Regions from separate parts of the Homo sapiens genome. Here region 1 is linked to region 2. Evidence: chromatin contacts called from ENCODE Hi-C or POLR2A ChIA-PET data. All regions are on one chromosome and are shown on one strand. The core of a region is the stretch at or near the end of the contact, and the rest is flanking DNA. Distances in the headings are between cores, read along the strand shown. Region 1 has its middle 44 kb from the start of LINC02542. Region 2 holds the start of LINC02542 (long intergenic non-protein coding RNA 2542).

Evidence for each region. A loop is a pair of places that touch in the nucleus more often than their neighbours do. ChIA-PET counts read pairs that join two places held with the same protein, here RNA polymerase II (POLR2A). Pooled maps may share reads with other maps.
Region 1: a map of Caco-2 shows a loop between it and region 2 (2.8-fold over the local background). The contact joins the enhancer-like site here to the promoter of LINC02542 in region 2. A Hi-C loop is called at or near these places in 2 of 168 maps with a recorded cell type or tissue (Caco-2 and ovary) and 6 of 50 pooled maps. POLR2A ChIA-PET finds 5 or more read pairs at or near these places in 4 of 52 experiments (Caco-2, HepG2, SK-N-SH and 1 more).

The regions. Positions count from the first base shown.
Region 1 is chr6:82,143,675-82,148,816 of GRCh38, forward strand. No RefSeq gene overlaps it. Among named protein-coding and RNA genes, the nearest start is that of LINC02542, 44 kb to the left of the region's middle. RefSeq lists an enhancer at 512-1,711. Within about 2 kb of position 1,422, at least 13 of the 41 ENCODE cell types and tissues checked have a DNase peak (open chromatin) inside an H3K27ac peak, as active enhancers do.
Region 2 is chr6:82,100,407-82,105,718 of GRCh38, forward strand. LINC02542 (long intergenic non-protein coding RNA 2542) reads right to left here and starts at 1,359. Exons shown (of 4, transcript NR_149135.1): 1 at 1,154-1,359. All of the region lies in intron 3 of LOC107986617 (a long non-coding RNA gene), which reads left to right.

The sequences.
Region 1 (5,142 bases), core at 172-2,671, 43 kb after region 2:
CCTTCACACCTGACACAGACACCAGACTTTTCTGCATCTCTTCCTGGCCCTTTAGGAGAAGCAGAGACTACTATTGGTTCCTTTACTATCAAAGACAGACACCAAAAGCTCCTCAAATCTCCAGAGAATGTGAAGTTTATCATTTCTAAGTATACTGGACAAACTCTTTTTTTTTCTGATTTAACTAGTAATATGTCATCTGGAAAAGCTATTTTGTCATAAATTAGAAAGAGCATCAAGAAGAAATAAAAATTATTTTGCTCCAACATGTACATGGAGAAAAGGTAAGTGGAAGAGCAGAGGGGAGGGGAAGGGAGGCCATTAGCAAAGGCCACCACTAGCTAAGGTTTGTGCTGGAAACTTCTTTAAGCAGATGTTGATTTCACATGCTGCATTTGATACACGTGTCTCCTGATAAAAGCAAAGGGAATGAAATTACAAAGTCCAACACTGTCATCACCACAAAGCAATATGCAAATTATGGTCTTAAAATAAGTGTCTGAGAGACCTGGGTAGTTTCATCCATACAAAGGCAATTTCTTTGTCATCCTCTTACTGATTAACTACACTAATCTCCGGTGAAGCGAGCTTGGGATTCCTACAAAGTACAATGTTGTGATCCATGACATTTAAGACATGGAAGGGGCCTCTCCAGAAATGAGCCACTGGGCTGAGCCTGGGCAGAAAATAGACTGCAATGAGTCACACAATGTAAGACGGCACAAAAGATGATTCACCATGTCTAAAGGAAAATAAATAGGAGTGAATGGCTAGTGTACTCAGGGAAACTCAGTCCCAATGGGCAGAGTTTATTGGTCTGCATCACTCTGAGTTCCGTCATGGAGCTGTTGGGATGAGGTGATGGTGCTGGAAATGCTGAAACGGTGAGGGGGTGAGGAAGCAGCTCCTTTTGGGGCAGTAGCAGTGCAGTAGCTGCTTGTTTCCAGTTAAGGATCTCTGTGGCAGGGGGATACATCCGCACTGGATGCTCTGAAGTGTATGATGTGAAATGATTTATCCAGAAGGCTGCACAGCTGGCATCAGATAAAACATTTGGAACCACTTTAGCTGTGCATTACCTAGAGGCAGCATTCTCTTCCTCGATGCTGAATTTAAACCATTCCTGTCATTTCAGACTCTCTAATGAAATCTGTTTCTCACAGGATGTCTCTGTCTTGGAAATGGCATGTGGTCTCCTTGCAAAATGAAAAGGAATTTAAAGCATATAAATCACCTGTTTTTCTTCCTCTCTCACCCTACACACACACACACACACACACACACATACACACAGACACACACACACACACACCCTTTCTGTTAAAAAAATTTCAGAACAGAAGAAGAAAAGCATGGAAGTGATAAAGGTATGCTTCTCAGAACAGGGAATGGTGAGGGAGGAGTGGCTACTGCCTGTCAATAGCTCACAAGCAGCAATGCTGACTGCCAAATGACTCATGCAAAAGTCCCAGAGGGATCGGTTCCCTCAGTCGCCCTTTAGGAGAGAGAGACAGAAAACGTGATATAAATGTTCCCACAGAATCACGGCTTTGTCAGATCCAAGGCTTATGCTGCTGCTCACTATGCTGGAGTGTAAATAAGTTGATGTGCCCTATCGTAGCTAAAAACCTAACAGAAAACATTCAAAACACTCACATACATACTTGTACACAATTCAAGCTCCAATGCGAAAGTATAAATAGTCTGAGTCTCTCCTGTTCTATGCTTGAATATTAAAGTAAGTTTTAAAGCCTTCCAATATTACTTGATGCAATTTAAAAGCTAAATCTATATTGTGATATTACTATCTTTATCTCAACTATAATTCCAAAACCACTTCAAGAAACTAAAAATCAAGTTTAAGCAGAACCCAGGAAGGGCTGCAGTTTGAAGTCTAAACACAAATGCTCTTTACTATTGGTAAATAGGGGCCTTACTTCCATTGATTATAAGCCACAGTTACAAGAACACCACATCTTTAACTTTTCCCATATACCTTGGTTTTCCATGGTGATGATGCTACTGCTTACCATAGTTCTTCACCTCGCCTGGAATTAGCCAAAGAATTGGATGCTATTTTCAAGGGTGCTAGAAAAGACACCTAGGGCTCGGCCCAATTTGTAACAGTACAACAAATGGTTAGTGAGCCTTGTTTGTCTGAGTACCCTCCTTCCTCCACACAATGTGGCTCAGAAACAGCAGCTAAGTAGAGGCTTCTGTGCCCCTCTCTTAAGGTGAACAGACAGGGAGGACACCAGGAGCCCTTATCAATGATGGTTCAGTGAGAAATGGGAAGAGTTTTGTTGTTTTTTGTTTAAAGAAGCAGACCCTCTGAATACTTTCCTAGAGAGCCCAAACCATTCAGGTTGCTTGATCTCTTGAGTTGCCAGGGTTTTCTATCCAGGCCTTTGGCCAAAACTGCTGTGGTCACCATGCATTGTGAGATTACAGTGCTCAAATAGTTAATGTGGCTGAAAGCTTCCACTGGACATTTTATGGGAGGTGACACAAAGCCACTGGGGAAGAAACTGGTTCTTCATAGGAAGTCCTAAAGCCCTACACCATAAATCACTTCAGGTGTCAAAACATCTTCTTAAGCCACATCATCAATGTTTCTGGCTTTCATTAACACAAGCAAAACCACCTGCAGTCCTCACTACCAAAACTAAGAGCTTTAGTCTTCCTGAGGTTCTACCATGTTTCTTATCCATATTAATTATTGCAGAAACACCTAAACCCTTCACTCATTGCTTAGTGTCAGGCTTGCCATCTAAAGTATGTTTTCAGAAATGTCAAGCAGTTTTTGGCCACCGAGTGTATGTCAGTGTATTCTGGCGGATACAAATTATTGTTTTGCGTTACTTACCATATTATCTTGCAATAAAAGACCTGCAAACTCATCACAAGATCAACTGCAAAGTCATCTACAGAATGTAACCATATCTATAATGACAAAGAAAACATTGTTATATTACCAAGTCAAAATATCCTACACTGGCGCTATCCTACACATTGTACGGCCAATTATAAATATCTTTCTGGTGGTTTTAGCCCAAGTAAAAGTTACCCCAGTGAAGGTGTGTTAATGAAGTCCACTCCACTCCCTGCCTGGTTACTAAAACCTTTACTCAATGCTCAGAACAAAGTCTGATTAATTCTTCACTGACTTTCAGAATACAAACAGTATCCGTATTTTCTCTTCCATTAAAACAAGCAGTGATTAGCAGACCCTGGCAATACATACTCAGTCATTCAAATCTCTTTAGAAGGTACTGAAAGATACTTTGTAGGCAAGAGTCATGAAACCAAGATTTCAGGGTCAAGTACAAAACAGGCACAACTCTTAAGTATATTCCTTTTCTAATAAAAAGTATTTTCAGATCTCTTATATTAAAATAGAAAATAGTTTTGGTTGTTCTGACAGCAGTTTATCATACTGGCTCCGTCCTGAGCTTTCTAGTGCTAGGGTCTGGCCATGTCTGTGCTTTCCGCAAGGAGTCACAGTAACTTAATATTCTTCTACAATGTTTGAAGGGGACCGTTAGCTATATATGGCCTGGGCCCAGATCTGTGTCTTCCTTTCCTAGGCTTATTTTCAAATAGAAAATAAAAATAAGTCCCACTTATGTCAAAGAGTTTCAAAGAGCTTTGTATTTAAAAAAAAAAACACAACTAATTTTGATGGCAACTCACTGAAATAAGGAAAAGGTGTTAACAAGATTCTTATTGGAAGATTGCAATACTAGGCAGGGAAGGCCATGGTATGCTGACAAGCATATTGCAGTACAGTTGAACAATAATTTGATAAATATCATAAGTCAAAAATGTATTTAATACACCTAACCTACTGAACACCCTAACTTAACCTAGCATACCTTAAAGGTGTTCAGAAATTACATTAGCCTACAGTTGGACAAAATCATCTGGTACAGAGTACACTGTAGAGTACTGGTTAGTTACCCTCGTGATATTATGGCTGCCTCGGAGCTGCAACTCACTGATACTGCCCAGCATCACAAGAAAGAAGATCATGAAGCATACTGCTAGCCCCAGAAAAGATCAAAATTCAAAATTTTGACTACAGTTTCGATTGAATGTGTATCACTTTTATATCATCACAAAGCCAATAAATTGTAAGTCGACTGACATACAGTCATAAGTCTGGGACAATCTGTATAGTACTTTGTAGTTTTGTTTTTATTTTTTTGAGACAGGATCTCTGTCATCCAGGTTGGAGTCCAGTGAAACAATCATGGCTCACTAAAGCCTTAACCTCCCCAGGCTCAGGTGATCCTCCCGCCTCAGCCTCCTGAGCAGCTGGGACATAGTCATCTCTAAATTGAAAACGTGCAAAAGATGCAATGGTAAAAAATAAAAATTAAAAAATTCTAAAAAAACACGTAAAACTTAGGATTCCTTGGGGAAAGGGAAGTGCCTATTTTCTCATCGTGCTTTGACCCTTGCTTGATTTCCACTGCAGGCATTCGCCAGCCCTTTACCATGACATCTTCTGTGGGCTCAGGTCTGTCCCAATTTCAGAGATCTTCAAGAGTCTGTATATTTCATCTGCCTCTGAAGCCCACAATGTAGAATTTGGTAAGAAGTCCCACTGACCAACACAGGATCCACTAGTTCAGATTATCCCTGCTCAGGTTAGTTGCTGCAAAAACTCCTTGGCTCTGCCTAATCCCCATGTTGCCCATTCCTTTCTGCAATTTGGTCTTGTTTACAGGATTGGGTCTCTGCCTAGGTTCCCCTTTAATTCTTGCCAGTTAGTTGCCCTATTTAGTACACTCTTTACCCTCAAAGACAGGTGCTAAATCCTGAGCCTGAGTTAATGGAGAAAGAGCCCCTAATGGTTTTTGCCAACAAATATCTAGAGCTATCTAGGACTTCTGTCCCTGTACTCTCAACCAAATAAAGGTGTATCATTTGGGATCATGATTTGAGTTTCCTGGCTCCAGAGGCCCAAGTTCTAAGTCTCCCTACTACTATTTATTCACTTAGCTGGAGGTGTGTGCAACTTGTCTCTGAGGTGGTAGCAATAATCTCTCCCATCTCACATGCACATTTTTAAAAAACTTTTTATTTTGAAATAACTATAGTCTCACAGAAGGTTGTAAGAGTCCCTTGTAGTCTTGA
Region 2 (5,312 bases), core at 109-2,608:
AAATTTACAAGCAAAAAAAAAAAAAAAAGAACTTCATTAAAAAGTGGACAAAAGACAGGAACAGTCACTTTTCAAAAGAAGATGTGCATGCAGCCAATAATGATATTTTTTAAAAAAGCTCAACATCACTAATCACTAGAGAAATTCAAATCAAAAGCACATTGAGATACCATCTCATACCAGTCAGAATGGCTATTAGTAAAAAGTCAAAAAAGTAACAGATGCTGGTAAGATTGTGGAGAAGAAGGAACACTTATATACTGTTAGTGGGAGTGTAAATTAGTTTAACCATTGTGGAAGACAGTGTGGCAATTTCTCAAAGACCTAAAGACAGAAATGCCATTTGACCCAGCAATTCCATTACTGGGTACATACCCAAGGTAATACAAATCATTCTATTATAAAGACACATGCATGCCTATGTTCACTGCAGCACCATTCACAATAGCAAAGACATGGAATCAACCTAAATGCCCATCACTGATAGACTGGATAAAGAAAATGTTGTACATATACACCATGGAATACTATGCAGCCATAAAAAGAATGAGATCATGTTCTTTGCAGCAACATGGATGGAGTTGGAGGCCATTATCCTTAGCAAACTAACTCAGGCACAGAAAACCAAATACTGCATGTTCTCACTTATAAGTGCGAGCTAAATGATGAGAACACATGGATACACAAAGGGAAACAATAGATACTAGGGTTTCCTTGAGAGTGCAGGGTGAGAGGTAGGAGAAGATCAGGAAAAATAAGTAATGAGTACTACGTTTAATACCTGGGTGACAAAATAATCTTACAACAAACCCCCATGACACAAGTTTACCTATATAACAAATCTACACATGTACCCTTGAACATAAAATAAAGGTTAAATAAAAAGAAAATCTTTCGGGGGGAGGAGCCAAGATGGCCGAATAGAAACAGCTCCGGTCTACAGCTCCCAGCATGAGCGACGCAGAAGACTGGTGATTTCTGCATTTCCATCTGAGGTACCGGGTTCATCTCACTAGGGAGTGCCAGAAAGTGGGCGCAGGTCAGTGGGTGCGTGCACCATGTGCGAGCCGAAGCAGGGCGAGGCATTGCCTCACTTGGGAAGCGCAAGGGGTCAGGGAGTTCCCTTTCCAAGTCACAGAAAGGGGTGACGCACCTGGAAAATCGGGTCACTCCTACCCGAATACTGTGCTTTTCCGACTGGCTTAAAAAACGGCACACCATGAGATAATATCCCGCACCTGGCTCAGAGGGTCCTACGTCCACGGAGTCTCGCTGATTGCTAGCACAGCAGTCTGAGATCAAACTGCAAGGCGGCAGCGAGGCTGGGGGAGGGGCGCCCGCCATTGCCCAGGCTTGCTTAGGTAAACAAAGCAGCTGGGAAGCTCCAAATGGGTGGAGCCCACCACAGCTCAAGGAGGCCTGCCTGCCTCTGTAGGCTCCACCTCTGGGGGCAGGGCACAGACAACAAAAAGACAGCAGTAACCTCTGCAGACTTAAATGTCCCTGTCTGACAGCTTTGAAGAGAGCAGTGGTTCTCCCAGCACGCAGCTCGAGATCTGAGAACGGGCAGACTGCCTCCTCAAGTGAGTCCCTGACCCCTGACCCCCCAGCAGCCTAACTGGGAGGCACCCCCCAGCAGGGGCACACTGACACCTCACAGGGCAGTGTATTCCAACAGACCTGCAGCTGAGGGTCCTGTCTGTTAGAAGGAAAACTAACAAACAGAAAGGACATCCACACCAAAAACCCATCTGTACATCACCATCGTCAAAAACCAAAAGTAGATAAAACTACAAAGATGGGGAAAAAACAGAACAGAAAAACTGGAAACTCTAAAAAGCAGAGCGCCTCTCCTCCTCCAAAGGAACGCAGTTCCTCACCAGCAACAGAACAAAGCTGGATGGAGAATGACTTTGACGAGCTAAGAGGAGAAGGCTTCAGACGATCAAATTACTCTGAGCTACAGGAGGACATTCAAACCAAAGGCAAACAAGTTGAAAACTTTGAAAAAAATTTAGAAGAATGTATAACTAGAATAACCAATACAAAGAAGTGCTTAAAGGAGCTGATGGAGCTGAAAACCAAGGCTCAAGAACTACATGAAGAATGCAGAAGCCTCAGGAGCCGATGCAATCAACTGGAAGAAAGGGTATCAGCAATGGAAGATGAAATGAATGAAATGAAGCGAGAAGGGAAGTTTAGGGAAAAAAGAATCAAAAGAAATGAGCAAAGCCTCCAAGAAATATGGGACTATGTGAAAAGACCAAATCTACGTCTGATTGGTGTACCTGAAAGTGATGCGGAGAATGGAACCAAGTTGGAAAACACTCTGCAGGATATTATCCAGGAGAACTTCCCCAATCTAGCAAGGCAGGCCAACATTCAGATTCAGGAAATACAGAGAACGCCACAAAGATACTCCTCGAGAAGAGCAACTCCAAGCCACATAATTGTCAGATTCACCAAAGTTGAAATGAAGGAAAACATGTTAAGGGCAGCCAGAAAGAAAGGTCGGGTTACCCTCAAAGGGAAGCCCATCAGACTAACAGCGGATCTCTCGGCAGAAACCCTACAAGCCTGAAGAGAGTGGGGGCCGATATTCAACATTCTTGAAGAGAAGAATTTTCAACCCACAATTTCATATCCAGCCAAACTAAGCTTCATAAGCGAAGGAGAAATAAAATACTTTACAGACAAGCAAATGCTGAGAGATTTTGTCACCACCAGGCCTGCCCTAAAAGACCTCCTGAAGGAAGCGCTAAACATGGAAAGGAACAACCGGTACCACCCACTGCAAAATCATGCCAAAATATAAAGACCATCGAGACTAGGAAGAAACTGCATCAACTAACGAGCAAAATAACCAGCTAACATCAAAATGACAGGATCAAATTCACACATAACAATATTACCTTTAAATGTAAATGGACTAAATGCTCCAATTAAAAGACACAGACTGGCAAATTGGATAAAGAGTCAAGACCCATCAGTGTGCTGTATTCAGGAAACCCATCTCACTTGCAGAGACACACATAGGCTCAAAATAAAAGGATGGAGGAAGATCTACCAAGCAAATGGAAAACAAAAAAAGGCAGGGGTTGCAATCTTAGTCTCTGATAAAACAGAATTTAAACCAACAAAGATCAAAAGAGACAAAGAAGGCCATTACATAATGGTAAAGGGATCAATTCAACAAGAAGAGCTAACTATCCTAAATATATATGCACCCAGATTCATAAAGCAAGTCCTGAGTGACCTACAAAGAGACTTAGGCTCCCACACCTTAATAATGGGAGACTTTAACACCCCACTGTCAACATTAGACAGATCAACGAGACAGAAAGTCAACAAGGATACCCAGAAATTGAACTCAGCTCTGCACCAAGCGGACCTAATAGACATCTACAGAACTCTCCACCCCAAATCAACAGAATATACATTTTTTTCAGCACCACACCACGCCTATTCCAAAATTGACCACATACTTGGAAGTAAAGCTCTCCTCAGCAAATGTAAAAGAACAGAGATTATAACAAACTATCTCTCAGACCACAGTGCAATCAAACTAGAACTCAGGATTAAGAATCTCACTCAAAACGACTCAACTACATGGAAACTGAACAACCTGCTCCTGAATGACTACTGGGTACATAATAAAATGCAGGCAGAAATAAAGATGTTCTTTGAAACCAACGAGAACAAAGACACAACATACCAGAATCTCTGGGACGCATTCAAAGCAGTGTGTAGAGGGAATTTATAGCACTAAATGCCCACAAGAGAAAGCAGGAAAGATCCAAAATTGACACCCTAACATCACAATTAAAAGAACTAGAAAAGCAAGAGCAAACACATTCAAAAGCTAGCAGAAGGCAAGAAATAACTAAAATCAGAGCAGAACTGAAGGAAATAGAGACACAAAAAAACCCTTCAAAAAATTAATGAATCCAGGAGCTGGTTTTTTGAAAGGATCAACAAAATTGATAGACCGCTAGCAAGACTAATAAAGAAAAAAAGAGAGAAGAATCAAATAGACACAATAAAAAATGATAAAGGGGATATCACCACCAATCCCACAGAAATACAAACTACCATCAGAGAATACTACAAACACCTCTATGCAAATAAACTAGAAAATCTAGAAGAAATGGTTAAATACCTCGACACATACACTCTCCCAAGACTAAACCAGGAAGAAGTTGAATCTCTGAATAGACCAATAACAGGATCTGAAATTGTGGCAATAATCAATAGCTTACCAACCAAAAAGAGTCCAGGACCAGACGGATTCACAGACGAATTCTACCAGAGGTACAAGGAGGAACTGGTACCATTCCTTCTGAAACTATTCCAATCAATAGAAAAAGAGGGAATCCTCCCTAACTCATTTTATGAGGCCACCATCATTCTGATACCAAAGCCGGGCAGAGACACAACCAAAAAAGAGAATTTTAGACCAGTATCCTTGATGAACATTGATGCAAAAATCCTCAATAAAATACTGGCAAAACGAATCCAGCAGCACATCAAAAAGCTTATCCATCATGATCAAGTGGGCTTCATCCCTGGGATGCAAGGCTGGTTCAATATACGCAAATCAATAAATGTAATCCAGCATATAAACAGAGCCAAAGACAAAAACCACATGATTATCTCAATAGATGCAGAAAAAGCCTTTGACAAAATTCAACAGCCCTTCGTGCTAAAAACTCTCAATAAATTAGGTATTGATGGGACGTATCTCAAAATAATAAGAGCTATCTATGACAAAGCCACAGCCAATATCATACTGAATGGGCAAAAACTGGAAGCATTCCCTTTGAAAACTGGCACAAGACAGGGATGCCCTCTCTCACCACTCCTATTCAACACAGTGTTGGAAGTTCTGGCCAGGGCAATTAGGCAGGAGAAGGAAATAAAGGGTATTCAATTAGGAAAAGAGGAAGTCAAATTGTCCCTGTTTGCAGACGACATGATTGTATATCTAGAAAACCCCATTGTCCCAGCCCAAAATCTCCTTAAGCTGATAAGCAACTTCAGCAAAGTCTCAGGATACAAAATCAATGTAAAAAAATCACAAGCATTCTTATACACCAATAACAGACAAACAGAGAGCCAAATCATGAGTGAAATCCAATTCACAATTGCTTCAAAGAGAATAAAATACCTAGGAATCCAACTTACAAGGGACGTGAAGGACCTCTTCAAGGAGAACTACAAACCACTGCTCAAGGAAATAAAAGAGGATATAAACAAATGGAAGAACATCCCACGCTCATGGGTAGGAAGAATCAATATCATGAAAATGGCCA